Linked DNA regions of Homo sapiens: region 2 is linked to region 1. Evidence: chromatin contacts called from ENCODE Hi-C or POLR2A ChIA-PET data. All regions are on one chromosome and are shown on one strand. The core of a region is the stretch at or near the end of the contact, and the rest is flanking DNA. Distances in the headings are between cores, read along the strand shown. Region 1 holds the start of C2orf69 (chromosome 2 open reading frame 69). Region 2 holds the start of FASTKD2 (FAST kinase domains 2).

Evidence for each region. Hi-C counts contacts between places; a loop is a spot of excess contacts on that map. ChIA-PET counts read pairs that join two places held with the same protein, here RNA polymerase II (POLR2A). Pooled maps may share reads with other maps.
Region 2: a loop to region 1 is called in a map of naive thymus-derived CD4-positive, alpha-beta T cell, with 17 times the contacts of the local background. The contact joins the promoter of FASTKD2 here to the promoter of C2orf69 in region 1. A Hi-C loop is called at or near these places in 1 of 168 maps with a recorded cell type or tissue (naive thymus-derived CD4-positive, alpha-beta T cell) and 7 of 50 pooled maps. POLR2A ChIA-PET finds 5 or more read pairs at or near these places in 1 of 52 experiments (GM12878).

What each region holds. Positions count from the first base shown.
Region 1 is chr2:199,909,982-199,913,274 of GRCh38, reverse strand. C2orf69 (chromosome 2 open reading frame 69) reads right to left here and starts at 1,982. Exons shown (of 2, transcript NM_153689.6): 1 at 1,504-1,982. The coding sequence starts at 1,836. LOC101927687 (a long non-coding RNA gene) reads left to right here and starts at 2,129. Exons shown (of 4, transcript XR_923766.4): 1 at 2,129-2,250. RefSeq lists an enhancer at 1,661-1,850.
Region 2 is chr2:206,763,876-206,767,005 of GRCh38, reverse strand. FASTKD2 (FAST kinase domains 2) reads right to left here and starts at 1,400. Exons shown (of 12, transcript NM_001136193.2): 1 at 1,259-1,400; 2 at 1-362. The coding sequence starts at 312. MDH1B (malate dehydrogenase 1B) reads left to right here and starts at 1,678. Exons shown (of 12, transcript NM_001039845.3): 1 at 1,678-1,756. The coding sequence starts at 1,735. RefSeq lists enhancers at 1,130-1,509, 1,760-1,899.

The sequences.
Region 1 (3,293 bases), core at 733-3,232:
ATTCTATAGAATATATTTTATATAATATATATTATATATATTATAATATATATTATATATAATATATTATATATTATATATAATATATATAATTTTATATATAATATATATATAAAATAATATATATTATTTTCTTTTGCCCTCAAAATAACTGGTTTAGTTGACTGCTAATAAAAACTGGAAAAAAAAAGAGAATATCTATATCTATATCTATATATCTATATCTATATCTTAATCATTATCTGACTCAGAGCACAGTTTCTAAGTATGTCATTTTAAGGCACCAATTTTGAAAATAAACTAATGTAGTTTCATAGTATAAGAAACACATGTAGGCCGGGCGCGGTGGCTCACACCTATAATCCCAGCACTTTCAGAGGCCAAGGTGGGCAGATCACTTGAAGTCAGAAGTTCGAGACCAGCCTGTCCAACATGGTGGAACCCCATCTCTACTAAAAATACAAAAATTAGCTCAGTGTGGTAGCGCATGCCTGTAATCCCAGCTACTCGGGAGGCTGAGGCACGAGAATCACTTGAGCCCGGGAGGCGGAGGTTGCAGTGAGTCGAGACTGCGCCACTGCACTCCAGCCTGGGCAACTAAGCAAGACTCCGTCTCAAAAAAACAAAAAAGAGAAACATACCTAGCTATAGTCTAGCTTTACCTGTCTAGAACTTTCTATGATGATGGATTATTTTCTATGATAATGCTATATATCTGTGCTGTCCAATACAGCACACGCAAGCCATCTGTAGCTACTGAGCACTTGAAATGCAGCTAATATGAATAACTGGATTTTTAGTTTTATTTAATTTTAATTAATTCAGATAGCCATATATGGCTAATGGCTACCATATTAGATAATGCAACGTTAGATTAAGACCCAGTTTTCAGGGCAACATAACCACGGATATTTACCTGCAGCTATAAAATAATAAACATAACATGCAAAAGCAAAAGTACAAAAGAGGTGAGCATCAAAACATTGACATGCTTAATAATTATTGTCCCTTTTCTTCCACCCATCCCCACTCTTTTTTAGGGTTACTGGATGTCATACCTTTGTAATGTTTGTTTGGTTTTTAATTACTGCCACCGTTTTCTAAACACTACGTGCTAACTTAATTTGAAAGCCATCGCTCTGTCCCCTGCCCAACACACACACACGGTCCTCTGAGAAACCAAATTATAGAATAAATATACAAGATGCGTGTCACTCCCTGTCTCAAATTCCGCCTCTTGGAAACCTGGACCGACAGCTGGCTCTTTCGAGATCGTAGCCCTCGTCGGACACCTTCCCCATGGGGTTCTATGGACAAAGGGCGCCAAGGGCGTGGAAGGCACGGTTTTGGATTTCGTGGAGTAGAGGAAGAGCCACCCTCAGTGAATGTGTGGGTGTGTTCAGGCAAGGAAAGGAACCAGGCAGCAGCCACGAGGGAAGAATCAGTGACCGCGTACGTATACACGAGAGGAAGGAACAGATACCCAGGCAGGCCCCGAGTTACCTGCACATCCCCAGGGAAATAGAGGACGTGATGCTGGGGCGGCGGCTGCGGCTCCTCCTTCGCTGGGTCCCCGGGGAGGTCCTGCCGCTCCAGTCCCTCCCCGGCCGCCGCCAACAGGAGCAATTCGTTGCTGCGCTGCGGATCGGCTCCAGGCACGGTGGAAAGCTGCAGGCACTGACGGCGGCGCACCTCGGCCGAGAGGGAGCATCGCGCGCCGCCGCTGCCGCCCGGGTTCATGGTTCTGGCCTGAGAGCAGGACGAGGCGTTTCCGATTCCGAGCTGCGGCAGCAGGAGCAGCAACGGCGGCGACCGCAGGAGCCTGAACCCCCACATGGGTCGCCGCCGCGAGAGCGGTTCGGAGGTGGAGGGTGGCGGAGGGGTTCCTGAGGGAGGGACTTCAGCAGGCGGCTCAGCCGGCGGCTCAACGGTCGGCGGCCGCGGCCCGGCCGGGAGCCGGCGCTGAGGCGACGACGTCAGAGGCCGACGTCCGCGCGCAGCGTGCGTAAGGAAAGGAAGGGAGGGGTGTGGGCGAAATCGGTCTTGGGATCCCGGAGAAGACGGTGGGCGTGGCTTGAGGAAGGGCGTTTGTGATTGGTGGGTTCTGCCGCGGCCGGGAAGTTCGAACAGAAGTCTGGGGAAGAGCCGGCGAAGAGCAAAGAGATAATACAGTACTCCCAGCTATAGCAAGCGGCAGTTATGGAGCATGCGCAGCAGCAGGGGCGGCCGCAGGTCGCCGTTCAATAATACGTAATGTATAGACTTTTGAGTATACGAAGCTCCCTGTTTCTCTAGGTTCACCTGAGATTTATCTGGTCTTTCAGGGCTTAAAAGGGAGACATTCCCAAAGAAGATTCCGTGGGAAGTCTCCTACAAGCCCCGAAGGAAGGGAATCTCTCTCCTCATACCTTGAGTTTCCTGAGTACAATTATTATAGATATACGAAGATCTCTGTGCTCATGGAGAATTTGTGGTTAGATATGAAGCTAATTCATCTCTGTTTGGGAACAGGGTACATGATCTAGGACAGGAAAAAAACGGGGCGAGGCAGTACGCTTTACTTGGTGTTTTGCTATTTGGAGGTTTTCAAAAACTAAACAGTGTAGGAAAGTCATGTGTGTCCAGCAACTATCTGTGGCCAGTTGAGTAGGAATAAGATTTGGCGAAATGTATGCTCAGGCCTGTACTCCCAGCACTGTGGGAGGCCGAGGCGGAGGATCACTTGAGTCCAGCAGTTTGAAACCAGCCTGGGCAACATAGGGAGGCCTTGTCTCTACTAAATTTTTTTTTTTAATTAGCCGGGCGTGGTGGTGCATGCCTATAGTCCAAGCTACTGGGAGGGCTGAGATGGGAGATTGGATCGCTTGAGCCCAGGAGTTGTATGCTGCAATGAGTTGTGATCCCACCACTGCACTCCAGCCTGGGCAACAGAAGCAGACCCTGTCTCAAAAAATAAACCAAAAACAAACAAAACAGGGAAATGTGTGCGAGCGAGGATGAGATCCAAGTACTTGTGAGACAAAGCACTGTAAAGAGAATAATTAATGAAAATTACAAAAAACTACAGCCAACATTTGTTGAGGGTTTACTATAGGCCAGAAATCTAAGCACTTTATATATAATTGTTCGGAGTTTATATATGTGTATTTAAGCACACATACTGTTTTCTTTGGTCTACATATGCAAATAATAACAAATGGCTTGGAGTAGGAACATAAATGAGCAAATGATAAAATATGATTTATATATATGTATAGACTTGGTGACTTAGTATGCTAACCTACTCTGGTCTA
Region 2 (3,130 bases), core at 151-2,650, 6.9 Mb before region 1:
TTCAATTCTAAGGGCTGTTAGAGTGCTTATGCCCTTTGTTTGAAAGCCAACATCTGATTTAAAAATGAATGCATCCTGAAAGAGATATCTAATGATATCAGTTGATTGCATTCTGTTATGAAAGTTATTTAAAATGTTCCAGTTTGAATGAACTATTTTTGGTTTGCAAAGTCCCAAACAACATAGCCTCATAGTTCTGCTTGTTGAAACTAATGTACTGAATTGTCTAAGGTTCCAGAAAAAGGAGCCCGCTTTGTTATTCATTTTGCTCTCCACTGAAACACTTCCAAATGGCTTCAAAGTTGTCAACATGAAACCAACGTCACTTCTACTAGTGAAAAAGAACACGTGCTGTCGTTTTCCTGTAGGGGAAGAAGTAATGAAAAGAATAAAAATTAAAACAAAACTTTTACTTAAAGAAATGAAATGCATTTAACAGAAGAGAAAATGGGGAACCTATGGAGCCATTAAACATTTACATAAAACAGTAAAAGTTTTTTTTACCAATGTGGGCTCCCTCCAATCTACCACAATGTGTCCAGTTTCAAAGAAGCCAGGTCACTTTGGAAGTAGTCATTGTATTAATGAGATTTTTCTGGTGCAAAAGCGTTCCATAAAGCTTTCTCTGTAGGAGAGACTTTTGTTGGCATTGTTATGGAAATGTCCTCGGTGAAAATTAGGGGATTAGCATTGATAGATCATTTTCTTTTCTCTTCTCTGTTTTTTTTTTTTTTTTTTTTTTTTTTGAGACAAAGTCTTGCTATGTCCCCCAGGCTAGAGTGCAGTGGCGCGATCTTGGCTCACTGCAACCTCCACCTCCCAGGTTCAAGCAATTCTCCTGTCTCAGCCTCCCAAGTAGCTGGGATTACAGGCGTATGCCACCACGCCCGGCTAATTTTTGTATTTTTTGTAAAGACGGAGTTTCACCATGTTGGCCAGGCTGGTCCTGAACTCCTGACCTCAGGTAATCCACCCGCCTCGGCCTCCCAAGGCGTGAGTCACCGCGCCCGGCTGATAGATCATTTTCAACATGACGATTTAGCAACGGCCGAACCCAGACCATCAAGAATAGGGACCTGGGCAGGTAGAACGGCTCAGTGGAAGAAGCAGAAAACGAAAGCGATGTCTGCACGTGGCCTGCGCTTAAGAGGAAGATCTTATACAACCAGCCAGCCTCACCAGACCCCAGAACCAACTTCAAGAGCCTGTCCTTCCGCAGCTGGGCCGCCCAGCATTAACCCACCTCCTTTAAACTTACTTCCAGGACAACTCGTGAGACTCTTCTCCTCGAAGTAAAAAGTCTAGGATGTGATACGGGCTGCCGCTAAGCCCAAGCTCGTCCTCCACTCACCTTAGAGCACAAGACCGTGACTACGTACAGGAGCAGCCATGACAGCTTCCCCGAGAAGCTGCGCTTCTCACGAGATCTTACGGATTCCCTCAAAGGTCAAAAAGCATATGTTCGCGGCTGTAGCTGAAGGACTTACTTGAAGAAAGTTTACCAAGGAGAATGACTAATTTCCCTGCATACAGGAGTGGGGCTCGGGGATACCACAGAGCTTATAAGGGCGATGTTTGATCGTGTATCGCAACGTAACCCATTCAGGTCCTAACTTTAAACACCTAACCTCTGCTGGGCGCCAGACTTTGTAGTGCGCCTGCGCCTTGCCCTTGGCTGCGTGGTTGCCAGGAAACCGCGAAGCCGCGGTCCCTGCCTCTGAGTCTCTCTCGACCATGGCCAAATTCGTCATCGCGGGTGAGTGATCCCCGCGTCCGCCCGCAGATTGCTCAAAACGCCGACAACAGCTCACCTCCCATGGCCGCTCGGCTTGGCAGCCTCTATACGGACCGCTCCATGCTTTGCTATAGATTTATTCAAAGTTTTTTACTGGACCGTGACGGTGCGCCAAGCATTGTGGGACACTGGGGATGCAATGGAGGGAAACATATCCCTGCCTTAGAGGAGCTTTCAGTCTCATGGGGCACAGAACATGTACTTTTGATACGGTGTGATTAACGCGATGAAGGAGACCTGCACAGGCCTCTGGGAGCGTAGACTCCTAATCTGGGTTTGGGGGATGAGGGAGAGGTGGACACAAGGAACTGGCTGGGGAAGGTATTACAGGAGCTGAGTTGTGAAGGTGTGAGCTGAGGAGGCTATTCCAAATAAAAGCAGAGAGGCAGGAAGCTTCCTGGCCTAACAGAAGATCTGGATATGTGGGGCGTGACAGGACCTGGGGCTACAACAGGAGCAGGAGCCAGGTCCTTGCATTTCATGTAGGTCAAGCAAAGGTGTTTGAACTGTATCCTGAAAGCAATGAGGAATTATAGAAAAATTTTAAGCAGGAGAGTAGTCTTAATGAGTTTGCATTTTAGGAAGCCTGTCTTGGCAGCAACGGAGAGAATGATTGAAAGTGCTGGTTGACAGCAAGGACTCAACTGAGAAGGCTTTTATTACAACAATCCATGGTACCTACCTCCTCTCCTCGTAAAGTTTCTTAAAAGAGTAGACTGCTCTTCCATCTCCAGTTCTGCCTTCCAATCAGTCTTGGAAGAAGGCTTCTACTTCTGCTTCCTGACAGAAACTGCTGTCACCAAAGTCACCACTGACTTTTATAGAAGCTGTTTAGTCTTTGACTTATTTGATCTCTTTGATGCATTGAACACAATTGACATCTACCATCCACAGGAGATTTTTTTTTTTTTTTGAGACAGGCTCTCACTTTGTCACCCAGGCTGGATTGCAGTGGTGCAATCGTGGCTCACAGCAGCTTTGACCTCCTGGGCTCAAGCGATCCTCCCACCTCAGCCTCCCAAGTAGCTGGGACTACAGGCATACACCAGCATGCCCAGCTAATTTTTGTATTTTTGTAGAGATGGGGTTTTGTCATGTTGCCCACGCTGGTCTTGAACTCCTACGCTCAAGTGATTTGCCCACCTTGACCTCCCAAAGTGCCAAGATTACAGGCATGCACCACCACACCTGGCCCAGAAGAATATTTTTGAACACTGACTAACCACATGGTGGGAAGTCAGTGGAAAACACACAGAGAATGTTGCATGTATGACACTGACAGGGCAGGGTTCTATAGGAACGATAGCAGGGACCTTACTTAATCAGGTAAGGGTT